Linked DNA regions of Homo sapiens: regions 1 and 2 are each linked to region 3. Evidence: chromatin contacts called from ENCODE Hi-C data. All regions are on one chromosome and are shown on one strand. The core of a region is the stretch at or near the end of the contact, and the rest is flanking DNA. Distances in the headings are between cores, read along the strand shown. Region 1 holds the start of PDCD4 (programmed cell death 4). Region 2 holds the start of ADD3-AS1 (ADD3 antisense RNA 1). Region 3 overlaps ABLIM1 (actin binding LIM protein 1).

Region 1 (4,850 bases), core at 1,062-3,561, 3.7 Mb before region 3:
CAAAACTGAGGTCTGGGAAGCTCCGATTTTAAAAAGTGAACATGAGTTATGAGACTAATTCAGATACTGGCCACACCAGGAGGCCCCCGCCCAGGAGATGAGGATGACCACCAACTGCTGAGAATCTTTGTAAACTCAAATCAAGGTGTATTTATTGCACAGGCACAATAAATGAACAAGGCATCTTAAGTACTACAATGACAGGTGAGTGGGTCAGGCACAGTGGCTCACGCCTGTAATCCCAGCACTTTGGGAGGCCGAGGCAGGCAGATCCCTTGAGCTCAGGAGTTCAAGAGAAGCCTGGGCAACATGGCAAAACCCCATCTCTACTAAAAATACAAAAAACTAGCTGGGTGTGGTGGCACAGGCCTGTAGTCTCAGCTACTTGGAAAGCTGAGGTGGGAGGATGGCTTGACCCCAACAGGTTGAGGCTGCAGTGAGCCAAGATTGCACCACTGCTCTCCAGCCTGGGCAACAGGGCAAGACCCTGTCTCAAAACAACAACAACAACAAAATCACAGATGAGTAAGACACAGGTCTTTCCCTAAACAAGGTTACAGTCTAATGGGCAGAAGGGCTAGGACAGGGACTCAGATGAAATAATGCCAGGTAGAATGTGATCAGTGCCCCTGGAGGTGTGGCAAGCCAACACTGTGAGGAATCAGCGGCAGGAAGATCATATCAAATCACGAGGCTCCAGAAAAACTACGAGGGTCCAGGAATGGTGGCTCACGCTTGTAATCTCAACGCTTTGGGAGGCAGAGGTGGGCTGATTGCTTGAGCCCAGGAGTTCAAGACCAGCCTGGACAACATGATGAAACCCTGTGTGTACAGAAAATACAAAAATTAGCTGGGCATAGTGAGCTGTGCCTGTAGTCCCAGTTACTCAGGAGGCTGAGGTGAGAGGATCGTTGAGCTAGGGAGGCTGACGGAGGTCGAGGCAGCAGTGAGCTGTGATCATGCCACTGCATTCTCCTGGGCTAAAGGGCAAGCCCCTGCCTCAATTAAATAAAACAACAACAACAACAAAATAAAAAACTACCAGGAAGGGCCATGAGGCACAGAAGGATTGCATCAGGCGGAGATAGGAGATGAGAAGAGAGACATTTCAAGGTGATATATAAAGAACTACCAGGGGGTGAGGAAGCATATGGGGAGATGTGTGGAGACACAGCCTGAAAGTCTTGAAGTCACATCACGGAGCCTTGAATGACCGACCGAGGCGCTGACACTCAAGAGAGGCAATGGGAAGCCAGTGAAGGTTTGTGTGTGTGTGTGTGCGTGTGTGTGCAGAGAAATAGTAGCATTAGAGATGATTCCCAGGCAGGGTGACTGGGCAGCCAAGGGAAAGCGCTGGCCTGTGCGGGATGAGGCAGTTGGGTTCTGGAGAGCACAAGCAATCATTCGGTGCTGCCCATCAGACAACTGAAAAATCTGATCAGAGGCAGTGGCTAAGTCCCCGCCTGGGAACACAAAGGAAGCCTAAGGTTCTGGTTATCACCCTCAGGGGACCGTGACCTTGAAAGAGTAAGGATAGTACCAGCCAAAACCAATGCAGCCAAGAGGAAAAGTCACAGAGAACAGCGAGGGGAGGTGGAAGTTTCAATACAGAAATTGTAGCCATGGCTGAGAACCCCAGCACTGGAGGCCGGAATTTGTGCGTTTGAACGCCAGAGGCTTGGCTAGTCATGATTAGCAAAGGAACTTCAAAGAGTTTTGGAGCCTGCTTTATATCTGTGAAATGGGAATTATTTCCATCTCAAAGGTTTGAGGGGATTCGCTGAGAGAAACTTCTTAGCATGGGATCTCCAGAAACTGGAAGCCACAGAGAAAGCAGCGGCCAGAGGGAGGAGGAATCGGACAGGCTGATCACTTGGAGTGTTCGCCTAAGCAGTTTCTAGAAATGGAGGCAGGGACCATCAGGAAGCTCAAAACCTTTGCTTCAGCCGAGTTTGCAGAACGCCCTGTGAGGAGAATGGGTGAGCTGGGTCGAGGAAGCTTCATCCTCGTCCCCATCCCCCAGCACTGCCCTTTTCCCAACGCTCCCATCCCGCCACGCCTCCCAACATACCCCCACCCCGACTTCCCGCTCAACTCCCGCTCCAGCCAGTCCCAGGAGCCACATGCGCATGCGCCCTCCCGCGCCCCTCCCCAACTTTCCACGTTTCACTCCTCTCCCTTTTCCTCCTCAGCTCCGGCTCCGCCGCCACGATTGGCCAGCCGACCACCCGGCCTCGGCCAATAAGCGCCGCCCTCTCGCCCCCGTGTTACTGGGTAGAAGAAAACAAAAACAAACAGAGCGAGAAGGGCCAGAGACTCTCCGAGGCGGCGGCAGAGACAGAAGAGCGGGGTCGGGGCCGGCTGACCAGGAACCTGGGCGAGCAGCGGCGGGGGCCCGAGGGGTCAGTACCAGTAGGCGCGGCTCACACGCTCGGGAAGACTGCGCCCTCTCCCCCATCCCTCCTCGGAGGCAGCCGCAAGATGGGAGGGGGCGGGGGCGGAGGCGTGGGGGTCGCGGTCCTGTCAGGTCCGGGCCTGCGGTGCGGGGGTCCGGCTGCCTTCTTGTAGCCCCGCAGGTCCAGCCGCGCCCTCCCCAACGCCCCGGACTGCGGGCATCCGGCCTGGTTCCCTCTTTCTGAGCCCAGCCTGGAGCGTGTCGGCGCGGGCCCGCCCCCTCCCGGAGCCATCTCCCCACTGAGAGGGGCGCGCGAGGCGCTCGCCCTTGAAGGTCCCCCTCAGCCCTCCTCCCCCTCTGGCGGAGGTTGAATTCGGGGGCCGGGATTGGAAGGCGTGTTTCCGGCTGGACTGAAATCCTGTGAGGAAGATTCGCGCCCTCCCCGCCCCCTGCCCTCCCTGGGAATCCTCTGAAGATGCGGCCCCCTGTCCTTCGTGAACCCGGAGCCCCGGCCTCGGCCCCGGCCCAGCCCCTTCCGGGGGCCGACCCGGGCTGGGACTTCGGGGGTCCTAGCCTGAGCCCGCTGCGGGAGAACAGGCCCGGCCGCTGTGGGGAGGGGCCGCGCGCTATCCTCGCCGGGGGCGCTGGGAGGCGAACACGTGCCCGCCGCCCCATCCCTGCGCGAACTTCGTCGCGCCCGTCTTCCGGCAAAGGGTCTCTTTTTTTTAGTTTAGGTAAAATAAAATCTCCCAGAGAAAACAAAGCCGGGAAGGGAGCCCCCTTTCTGTGAAACGCATGCCATCTTCTCCATTTGTCAGTTTGATGCTGTAACGTACATGGGGTTTTGCAAGAGCTTCAAAACTGTCTGCAGACGTCAATTTCGCCCCCCTCCCCCTTGTGAGAACTCGCTACGTAGCCAGCAACTGTGTAGTGTCTACAAATGATGAAAACGATCAGAAATGCGATTAGGTGTCGGGGAAAAAAGGGTTTCCCCTGTTTTTAACTTGTATTTTTACTTTAATTGTTACAATCTTGATATTCTTAACGTGACTTTTTTGGGAAACCACCAAGTGCTTTTTAAGCAAGGAGTTACTGGTATTTATGCCCTTAATATTCCTTCATTATAGGCTTATTGAATACGTTAATATCTCAGTAAGTGTATTTGAATTATAATTGACTGGCTTTTTCTGTGGTACTAATGTGAAAGGAAAAAATATTAGGACTGCAAAAATAAATGCCGCTTGAATATTATCTGTAGTGCTTGCTTTTGCATTACTGTAGTAGAATGCTTTTAGCTGGTTTTAAGCTGCTAATTAGCCGTTCGTAGCCGAAGAATGAATACAAGTAATCCTAGTTAATAAATGGCCAAAGCTTGACTCCCCAAAATGCCAGAGCAATTTATGAGGTATATTTCAGGAAATACATATGTATATATTTCGTGGGGGAGTGGAGGGTCTGTCTCTTAGGGAATGTCTTGGCAGTTGAATACTTCTGATTGTATATTTCGTGTAACACACTGGAGAAAAGAACAGTGTTTAATGTCAGCCTTCATTTTCTTCTAACTTGTATGTATAGTTTTCTCATCGAAAATTCATTTTTGTAGGTTAGTATGAAGGAAATAGCGTTTGGATTTTTTGCTTTATATTTTCTTGTTTGGGCCAATTAAGGGTTGTTAAATAAATTGGAAAAAATCCTACTACTTTAAAGAGCGTAAAAACGTGGAACATGTCTTATCTAAACTCTTAAAACGTGTTTGTTGCTGTCAAATATGACTTGAGTTCCTGATCGGGTTATCATTGCCTAAAGACACAGGACTATTTTTTTTATTAAGATAACTTTGTTTTTATCTTAATAAAAGAGATGATAGTCATTTCCTGACAGTTTTGTCTGACGGAATGCCTTCTGTATAATAGTTTAAAATAATTATTTTTAGTGTTTGGAAAACAGCATTTAAAAGTTTGAACAGCAGAAGTCTGTTTTAAGAAGCTTCTGTTAACCCTTGAAAAGAATCTTCCTGTGGGATATTAAAATTTTGGATTGAACTTGTGCAAACAGTACTGGATTTGGAAGGTCTGGATTCTCATCCTGGCTGTTCCACTAAGCAGCTGTCTGTCCTTGGACATATCACCTACCCTCTCTGAATCTGTTTAGTTGTGTGTAAGGTGGAATACCTACCCGAAGGTTTTTCTGTAAGGTACATTAAATAATACATGTACAATTCTTTTTGAATTGTAAAGGGCTTTATGAACATCAATTATAATCATTTCGCTTATTAGGTTCTGCAGAAAGTATTCTCTCAAAAGTTATACTTTCATCAAGAATGAAAAAGACTTTGTAATGGAACTCTAAAAAACTGAAACACGTATCATATGACATTATTCCTTTCCTATATGTATTTCATGCATGGAATTAAAACAGAATGTAGCCTTTTCAGCCATGAAGGATGCTGAGTGTT
Region 2 (4,485 bases), core at 1,762-4,261, 4.5 Mb before region 3:
TTTTTATATCACATGAGCACACATTGAAACCTGTCAACAATATATTTTCTAATACTGGTATTCACTGAAGTTCCAAGTATGCTTATAGGTAGGACTTGAATCCATTGCTTCTAGTCACATAAACGAGTTTTAATTCATTTTTCTTTTTATTCTTATATTAAATACTAAATAGCTTTCCTTTATATAGTTATTATTTTAGTACGATGTTGAATATTAGCACAAATATTAAATTAAATTAAATATTAGCACAAATTACTAATCAGTTTCAAGGCATACAACTTTATTTTGCCATTACCCCAATGTTTGAAATTAGCAGGGCTCTTTAAAACTGGTGCTTCTAGCATTTCATTGACTTACACTAAAATCATTGCCTCCATTCCTCAACCACCCAGTTAATTTTAACCTTGACCTCCCACAGCTGTACTCATTTACTCAGTCCACAAAACTCCCTGATTCCATCCTCTCTGCCTCTTATGAAGCAATACTAGAGAGGAAAAACAAAACCCATTCCTTTAAGAAAGATTCCGCCTCCTCTCATAAGCAAGCGCCTAATGGTAATTGTAGAGTTTACTAAGTCAAACACTTACTACTCAGCATTGAGAGAAGCTGCTGCTGCTAATGCTGCTGCTGCTGCTGCCGCCGCCGCCGCTGCTGCTGCTGCTGTTGGTCTGAGGCTGCAGTAGGTTTCTGTGCAGCATTGCAGAATCCACACCTAGAGAACAGAAGACACAGACACGTACGTCTACTACCCTTGTTAGAAGGAAGCTTTGGATCTTCGGTGGGTAAGGAGATCTATCTAGCTATTTTGTCCAGAAACTGTGAGAAAAGGAATGATCATGGAAAAGACTGTTCATCAGACATGCTTAAAATGGATTATGTTAATTTGTCTTCCTTTGGTGGTGGTGGGGGTGTCCAGATTTGCGACTAGCAAAATATAGTGAGGACTATATTCTGATAGGTGCCCTTAGGATACTTTTTTTGCTATTCATAAAAAGGCTAACCTTGATGCATGCAAAGCTTTTCATTTTTTTGCTTTTTAAATGCAAGAAAATATCCAGCCACTCCCAATATCTCTCTCAAATACTGCAGATATTTTTAAATACCAAATAAAATGTCAGGCTGAGCATTTTCTAAACAATTTTCTTCCTCAAACTAGGCAGCCTTCCCCACGATTCGTTAAGAGTATTTAAAAATAATAAGGCATGGTTGGATTTTTTGAGCAAATGGGAGATGGTGGTAGACTAAAATTTCTACAGCCTTAGTCCAGTGGAGAGAGAAAACGATAAATGCATCACAGTTTGTGTCAAGACAAGATTCATTTTCCACACTTCATATGTGGGAAGAGGAAACTACATTTTAATTAGCACATTTTTAGGGAGGAGGGGGGGGATGAAGATGAGGCGGATGGCGTGAGGTATTTGAGGGGGACGAGTCTGCAGATGAGGAAAGGAAATGAAGTGGATTGTCGCCAGTGCCTTGGAAACGAAGGGGGATAAGGGTGGGGAACGAAGTTTGTTGTGTGTGTTAGGGTGGGGTTGGCCCAAGGGACCATGAATCATTAGAATGGCGCTCGGAGGGGTGTGCTTGCAAGTGTACTGGTGCAGGAGGGACGTGGAAGTCGTGGGTGGCAGAGAAAAGTGTGCACCGCTGGGAGGTCTATTTCAAGAATAGGTTGGGATGAGAAACATGTCTGGGCGAGGGGGGTGGGAGGCCCGGTGTCACCTGTGGATGGATCCACAGCCCTGCAATTGCGTGTTGCAAAGTTTGCCCGGCCCCGCATTCATTTTGAAGGTTCTTGGCGATGCCTCGACTTTTCGCCTCAAAGAAGTGAGCTCTCATAAGGTTCAGAGGCCGGGAGCCAAAGCGGGAGTGAAGACTCTCGAGGGGTCCAAATGAAGCAGAAGCGAGAGCCCCTGTCCTCCCCCTATGTGGAGGTGAAGCAGGGGTTGTGGGGACTAGGCGCCCGCGAAGGCAGCTGTGCTGAGAGCAAAGTCCAGGCCCCACGGGGGGCGTGCGGAGGTTGAACCTTTGCAGTGGCCTCCTACAGCCCCAGCAGCCAGCGTGGGCGGCCGAGGCTGACTCAAAGCGGCGGCTCAGCCTCGGGAGTAGGAGTAGGGGGCTCGCTCATTTAGGGCGGGAGACATTTCCGAGGCGCCCCTCCTCCCCTTCGCGGTCGGGTTTCTATCGGGGTCGTTTCCCCCTCTGGCCCTCCGGGGACGCCGCGGATTCGAGCTGCACAGTCAGAAGAGGACGTTGAAAAGGCGCCAGGCAGCCGCCCCGAACCAGGCCCTCCCGGCTGCCGGGCCTGCAGGCCCCCACCGCTGCGGCTTCACGGACTTAGAGCTTGAGGGCGCGGAGGGGGCTGCGGGGGCGGGACCAGGACTCCCGAGGGGCGCTCGGGGCGGGGCCAGAGAGAGCTCGGGGCTGCCAGAGGCGAGGTCTTGAGGAGGCGGGGCCGGGAGGCTTCGGAGCCCAAGAGGCGGGGCCAGAGGCGTAGGGGGCTGCGAGGGGCGGACCTTGGGGGCGTGACCGGGGGGGGCGCTTGGGGACCTAGGGGCGGGGCGTTAGGGGGCGGGACCAAGGGACGCTCGAGGGGCGCTCGGCTAGTCCCGCCAGAGCGCGAGCCGCCAGCCCGTAACGGTCGCCAGTGTGAGGGGCGGGAGGGAAAGAAGAGGGGTTTAAATTAGATTTTTTAAAACACAGAGCAAGCGCCAGAGGCGTCGGCATCCCAGGTGTCGCCGCTTCCTGCTGCACAGGGCTCGGCGTACAGGTCCCTCCCTCCTCAAGCCCCCTCCCCTTCTCCCGCCCTACCCTCTGGGGCTCTGCGGCGCTTAAGAGGCGGCCGCAGCGGCGGATCCGGCGGCTGCTGCAGCCCGGGCGGCTGCCGAGAAGGAGGGAGGGGAAACACAAAGCCGGCTACGCGCTGCGAGGTAATCTTGCGGGGAGAGGACGCGCCGTCGTCCCGCCTCTCTTCCGGGCCGGGACGCGGGCACCCGCGCGGGGGCTAGCACTGGGGACGCTACTGGGGGTCGCGCGGGGGTAGGGAGCGGCGGCTGGCGGGGCCAAGGGGACTTCTCATTGGCTGTCCCTGCGGCCTCAGGTGAACCCTTTTCCGGGGCGGGAGTGGGGACCACGGCCAGGCCAGAGGGGAGCGTACCTGCGGGGGAGGGTCCGGGGGTGGCGGTGCACGGCCTGCGGCGCCGCCGGGTGGGCCCGACGCTTCGCGCGTCTGCTGGTTTTCCCTAGGAAGGCGGGGAGTACCAAAATCAGTTACTGGCTGAAGCTTAGGTGACCCCGGGGACCTTAAGCCCTGAAGGTGCGCTCCAGGGGAGTGAGAGGTTCCTGCGCTTAGAAAAGGTGGAGGAAAGGGAGCGAATGTTGGTTTTAGTTGTTTTTCTCCTCATTTAAAAAAAATTTTTTTTGTTACAAGTTGAAAGTGTTCAGTCACCTTTCTCCTATAATCCGCTTCCCCACCCCCCAACACAGACACACACAAACACACCGCCCCTACAAACGTATACATGTTAGGTTGAGCTTCCTGCTAGGGGTGACAAGCGAAGTTGGCAGCAGGTCTGGTGTGCTGGTGTTTGGGGCACGTCCAGCCTCTTTGGAGGTAGGCTATTATAGCTTAGGCAAGACCACAGACAGGTAGCATAATCTGGGCCTCTTTTAAAATGGCAAGAACGGCTTCAGGTGAACTTTTTTGTTGCAGAGATTTAATTGCAAGTAGGTGCCGGTTGAAAATGGGAGCGCAAGGAAAACCACTAATTTCCTTGGCACATGTGCTGTTGCAATTAACCTGGTAGAGTGTTAAGGAATTTAACTTAGCCAAGAGGCTTTGAGGGAGGATTATATGCAAGTTTGGGGAAGGAATTGATAAGATTCTGGGGTATGGGACTAGCTACATACACGTGCGTGCAAGTTTACGTTAAATTATGTAGCATTTTAGATTTAGCAGTATTAAATGGTTGCTTTTCTTGGAATGGCTTCTGACTACATAGTGCAGGGTACGTTCCTAATTTTGGCTTTAGAAGACTCCTAGTGAGAGTGTTTTTAAAGATTGAAAAAATAAGAGTACAGTGCAATTTGTCGTTTTCAAGTTAAATACTTGACTGTTAAAAATATTTGTGTAATTAAGTTATGGGACCAACCCATTTATAGGGTTAAGTTACTTAACCCTATAAATAACTGGAACATTATAAATGGAGCATTTGTAGAAAGTTTTTATATCGAAGTCTCCATTATATTGTACTTGCATTATAACTTATTTTCCTTTGCTTAAATGGAGCAGATTAACTTTATGGAAGGAGGACCAGGATAAAATAAAGGCAGCTACATTTAACTCTTCATCTTTCTGAAGAGTTCAGTCTGTGATAACACTTAAGGTGCCCAGAAGTGCTGGCATGTTGGTAATAGTTTTTAAAGAAGAAACGGGTGTATCTATTTTGAATGTTAAACATAATTTGAAGGAGTTCTTGAGATAGT
Region 3 (4,964 bases), core at 2,159-4,658:
CTCAAAAATATTTGGGTCTACAATTAATTAATTGGATGAAAGCATGAATTCCTCTGAGCACAGTGAGAATGAGAAGAATGCAATTAGCCTTCAGCATGGACACGGGTTATTATTTGTTCCTTGCAAGTGTATGATATACACAGAACAAGAAAAGGGGAATTGACATGTCAGCTTCTCTTTTGCAAATTACATCTCTGATGGTGACAAAAAGATTAGATGTCATGCAAGCATCCTAGGATAACCTATGTTTTGCTCACTAGAGAATAGCTTAGCCCAGAACAAGACCTACTCACTGCTTATGATTACTGCCACATAACATACTTAAAATACCTATGCCAAAAAGAAGGAAGGGGACAAAGGCCTCCAATTTATAATGTGAATTCACCTCAGAAACATCATAAACATTTGCCCCTCAGCTTTGTGAAAAAGCAGTTTTTTAATCAGTCCAAAAGCAAAACAAAACAGAGCCACCAGTTTTTAATTCCTCTGAGAGCCAAGGAAAAGGATTTGGCTGAATCCCATTGTGATTCCATTTCCTTCACCCCAGGAGTTCAGCAGGAGGGGTCTAAAAGCGAGTCTAAATCCTGTCCTGCTGTCCACCCTTTCCAAGTTAACAGATAAAGACAGGGGAGGGTGGCCTCGTAGGGCAGAATGGACAGGCATTCCAGGGTCTAGAGGACTTCCCTCGGCTCCATCTGAGGCTCTTTCTTATGTGGTGGGTGTACAGGCTGTCACAGACATCACTGCACGTTCCCAGAGAGCACAGGTAGCACAGTAAATACCACGAGACACAAGGACAGGTGCCACCAGCCCGCCCAGAAAGACTAGATGAACCCAGGCCAACTGATTTCTGGGTGCGGTGATGTGAGGAAAGGGAAATCGTGGGACTCAGAGCCCCGCCCTCTCCCTCTGTGGTCAGAATGCACATAAGACAACTTTCCTTTCAGGGAGGAGAACAAAAGAATGCTCCCGTGCAGCCTGGCAGGTGCCTGCTCAGGGAAGTACCACTCTGCAGTGTGGGACGAGGGCCGAGCGCCTTTGTCCTGAGTGAACCAGTGCAGTGCTCCATGCACACAGGTAGCCCCTGGGGGCATAGGAATTGCATAAGACAGCTTGAGAGGCCAAGAGAAAGTCAAGCCCACCCTTCCTTAGTCTGTTGGTAAAACAGCCCAAGACTAGGGGAAGAACACATGGGACAAAACCTTTTCCTTTACCCTCCAGGCTTCTGTTTTCAGTTTGACTTTTGCTTTTTTTTCCAAACACTTGTCAAGAATAGATTCAACCTCTATCTAATCCAAAGAGGTATGGGGCTGGGCGCAGTGGCTCACGCCTATAATCCCAGCACTTTGGGAGGCCAAGGCGGGCAGATCACCTGAGGTCAGGAGTTCAGGACCAGCCTGGCCAACGTGGTGAAACCCCATCTCTACTAAAAATACAAAAATTAACTGGGCATGGTGGCGTGCACCTGTAATACCAGCTACTTAGGAGGGTGAGACAGGCGAATCACTTGAACCCAGGAGGTGGGGGGTGCAGTGAGCTGAGATCATACCACTGCACTCCAGCCTGGGCAACAAAGCAAGACTCTGTCTCAAACAACAACAACAACAAAAAAGAGGTATAGGAAGTATTACATTAAGAGTGTGGTGTTCCAGAGAAGATTCCATATCTTAAGAAAGCACCATCAAAAACAATCTACTTTTAGCTATGTGCCTAGAGATGGTTATACCTTTGTAAACAGAGACCAAGAAACTCAGTTGCTGTCTTACTTAAATTTAGGGTTGGAGATATGAGACTAACCCCCTTATAAATTTGGGAGTCCTTACTTGATTACACCCACCATGAGCTGCCTTCATTTTGAAACTAGCTGTTGCTGTTGATAATAACAACCATTTTGTTGCTGTTTCTTTTCTTTATGAGGCTAGCAGGTAACCACCTGTACCCTGGAAAGGATGTCTGCTGGAGTGAGAGCTGTCCTAGGGCTATCTACCAAAGATGGGAAGAAATGCATTCCAAAGAGATGCCCCACTCCCCCATGACATTAGTGACCTAGGTCTGAAGTCTCTTCCAGCTTCCTGTTACCATTAGGCTGTTAGGCAGAAAGAAGGTGGGGGCAGGGGAAGGGGGAGGAGGAGGGGAGAAGGAAGCGGGAGAAGTTTGGAGAAAAGACGGAGAGAGCAAACTGGAGTATCTCACACTAATTTGCCCCTGCACTTCTTAATTAGGAGGCAGGTTGTAAATATCTTCAGAACTCTCCTAAATTTATAAGTTAATCAGCAGAAGCATTTGAAGATGTACCATTTATAGCAAGATCCCCCTAAAAAGAGAATCTTGCTGTCGAAAACAAAACTGAAAACAAGTGATGAGAAATCAAGCTACAATTTGAGTGTATGCTCTATGCTGAGTGTTACGTGCTGGTTTCCAGAAAAAAAGAACCATTGGTTCTGTCTGATCCCTTACAGCCAAGACATGAGAATTCTAGAACTCAGATCCTTAGAGCCGAAGGGACTCCGGGAGGTCTAGCAGCCCAAGTCTTGGAATTACACGTATATTTTCAATTCTTGCACTTAAAGAAAAGAAAACTGAGGCTCAAAGAAGTGGCAAGCCTTGCCCAAGGGGCCCCAGCTGGTGAGTACAGATTCAGATTGGCTGCCACCCAGAGCCTTTTCAACTGAGCCGCTGGTGCTCGGGCCCGTCTCCCCACCCGTTCAAGCTGATGTGATTTTCAGGGCTTACAAGGATTAAGGAATGACAGAGACAGAGAGAACTCGAGGGCTGCTGGAGGTTACATGCTAGTCCCTTTACCTGGGAAATGAAGACAGCCCCAAGAGGCTGAACAACCTGCCCCAAGTCACTCAGGAATGAGTGACACAGCCAGACCTGGAGCGTCTCTTCTCTATCATTGTCCAGTGACCTTTCTCTTTCTCAAAGGTCCCTCAGGTGTCTGGTGGCATCTCTGGTGACACCACACCTAGAGAGGCCTTAGGGTCCTCTTAGGGCTCAGTGAGTGTTAAATTAAAACCACACAGGGTCTGCAGGCCTCGCTGGGATGATACGTGCATGATTTCCCAGGCTTACTCAAGCAGCTTGAATGGTGACCCGATCATCACCAAAAGAGACTCCCTATCAATTCCCTGGAACCTGTGAATGCTAGCTTATTTGGGAGAAGAGTCTTTGCAGATGTAATTAAGCAAAGGATCTTGAGATGGTGAGGTCATCTTGGATTATCTGGGTGGGCCCTGAATCCAATGACAAGTGGCTTTACAGGAAAGAGGCAGAGGGAACTGTAACAGAGAAAAGGAGACAACACGCAAAAGGCGATGTGAAGACAAAGCCAGAGATTGGGAGGCTGCCACAAGTCAAGCAACACACAGAGCCATCGGAAACTGGGAGAGGCGAGGAAAGGCCCTTCACTAGAGCCTTCAGAGACAGCATTGCCTTGCCTGCACCTTGCTTTCAGACGTCTAACCTCAAGAACTGACAGAACTCAGTTTAAGAACTAACCTCAAGAACCTCAAGAACTGTTTAAGCTTGTTGCTTTAAGCCACCACTGCTACAGCTGACACAGAAAACTAATACATTTGTAAAGGGATAAAATAAATTCATCTGTGGATAAAATAAATATAAAAAACCCACAAAACCCCAAGGTTCACAGTATTTACAACAAATCCACCATCACAATATTTCACCACCACCAAGACCCAAGCATGAGAGGCCGAGGGAGGAGTGTGTGGAGACCGTCCTGCTTTGTGTTGGTAACCAAGCCAAACCGACTCACAAGCTGTCACACGTCAGTGTGATAACCCTGCAGGACGTTTTTCTAGCTCACACGCCCATCTAAGGACTACGTCTGCTGGGTGGAGGCTGAACATGGTGCAAACTACTCCCAGACGCCTCAACTCTGAAAGCCCCGCATGGAAAGTCTCCAAGTCTTAGGCCTCACAAAACGGCCTTCACAGAAACCTGAAGCCAATTTGAGAAGAGGTCTCTGCAGCCACAGTGAATGCCAAATGACTCAGGTCTTGAAGCAGAAAACAGAGTAAGCACATGTTTCTTCCAAATGGCATGTTCTTGGATCTAGCTTTATTTTAGATTTTCTTCCCCACAGCTGTTGAGCTAAATCTGAAGGGAATCAACACACACACACACACACACACACTCACACACTCAGACACACACACACACAGAGCCCTTTTCCCTCCCCAGCATGTTTTGGGGGAACACAGCTCCACATGTGGACTAAGAAGACTGCAAACACGGCTGTCACAAATGTGGGGACCACGTTCAGTATTTTCTCGTCTCTCTTTGTACAGCTGGACATCTGGGAAATCATTCTGATGTTCTATTGTTTCTTTTTATGAGGGCCAGGCTTGGTTGCTCATGCCTGTAATCTCAGCACTTTGGGAGGCTGAGGCAGGAGGATTGCCTGAGGCCAGGAGTTAGAGACCAGCCTGGACAATAGAGTGAGACTCCCGTTCTTTACAAAAAATAACAAAATCAGTTGGGTGTGATGGCATGCACCTGTAGTCCCAGCTACTCAGGGGGCTGTGCAGAAAGATAGCTTGAGCCCAGGAGTTCAAAGTTGCAGTGAGGTATGATTGTACCACTGCACTCCAGCCTGGGCAACAGAGCAAAACCTTGTCTCTAAAAAAAAAAAAGAAAGAAAGAAAAAAGAAAAAAAAAAAAGAAAAGAAGAAGATGATGATGAAGAAGGAAGAAAGATGAAAGAAGAAGGAAGAAAGAAGAAATTAGAAGGAAGAAAGGAAGAAGGAGGAGGGAGAAGGGAGGAGGAGGGAAGAGAAGGGAGGAGGACGAGGAGGAGGAGGAAGGAGGAAGAAGAAGAAAAAAGAAAGAGAAAGAAGAAGGAGGAGGAGAAGGAAATTTCCAAGTTGCCCCAACTCAACAGGTTTATTTCAGTCCTCCACAAGAGATCAAACTCAGGAATCCCAAGGGAAATGGCGTCAGGC

The links. A loop is a pair of places that touch in the nucleus more often than their neighbours do. Pooled maps may share reads with other maps.
Region 1: a pooled map shows a loop between it and region 3 (2.1-fold over the local background). The contact joins the promoter of PDCD4 here to the enhancer-like site in region 3. A Hi-C loop is called at or near these places in 5 of 50 pooled maps.
Region 2: a loop to region 3 is called in a map of OCI-LY7, with 12 times the contacts of the local background. The contact joins the promoter of ADD3-AS1 here to the enhancer-like site in region 3. A Hi-C loop is called at or near these places in 2 of 168 maps with a recorded cell type or tissue (OCI-LY7 and naive thymus-derived CD4-positive, alpha-beta T cell) and 5 of 50 pooled maps.

The regions. Positions count from the first base shown.
Region 1 is chr10:110,869,617-110,874,466 of GRCh38, forward strand. PDCD4 (programmed cell death 4) reads left to right here and starts at 2,312. Exons shown (of 12, transcript NM_014456.5): 1 at 2,312-2,402. It overlaps PDCD4-AS1 (PDCD4 antisense RNA 1), which reads right to left and starts at 1,288. Exons shown (of 1, transcript NR_026932.1): 1 at 1-1,288. RefSeq lists an enhancer at 810-1,420 and silencers at 2,425-2,474, 2,505-2,654, 2,865-3,064.
Region 2 is chr10:110,005,370-110,009,854 of GRCh38, forward strand. It overlaps ADD3-AS1 (ADD3 antisense RNA 1), which reads right to left and starts at 3,012. Exons shown (of 5, transcript NR_038943.1): 1 at 2,812-3,012; 2 at 588-712. It overlaps ADD3 (adducin 3), which reads left to right and starts at 2,615. Exons shown (of 15, transcript NM_016824.5): 1 at 2,615-2,930. RefSeq lists enhancers at 1,260-1,815, 1,816-2,369 and silencers at 2,198-2,627, 2,938-3,347.
Region 3 is chr10:114,537,768-114,542,731 of GRCh38, forward strand. The region is part of intron 6 of ABLIM1 (actin binding LIM protein 1); the gene reads right to left. Among named protein-coding and RNA genes, the nearest start is that of ABLIM1, 120 kb to the right of the region's middle. RefSeq lists enhancers at 3,386-3,435, 3,786-3,965. Within about 2 kb of position 3,409, at least 18 of the 41 ENCODE cell types and tissues checked have a DNase peak (open chromatin) inside an H3K27ac peak, as active enhancers do; they include OCI-LY7, where a contact is called at or near this core.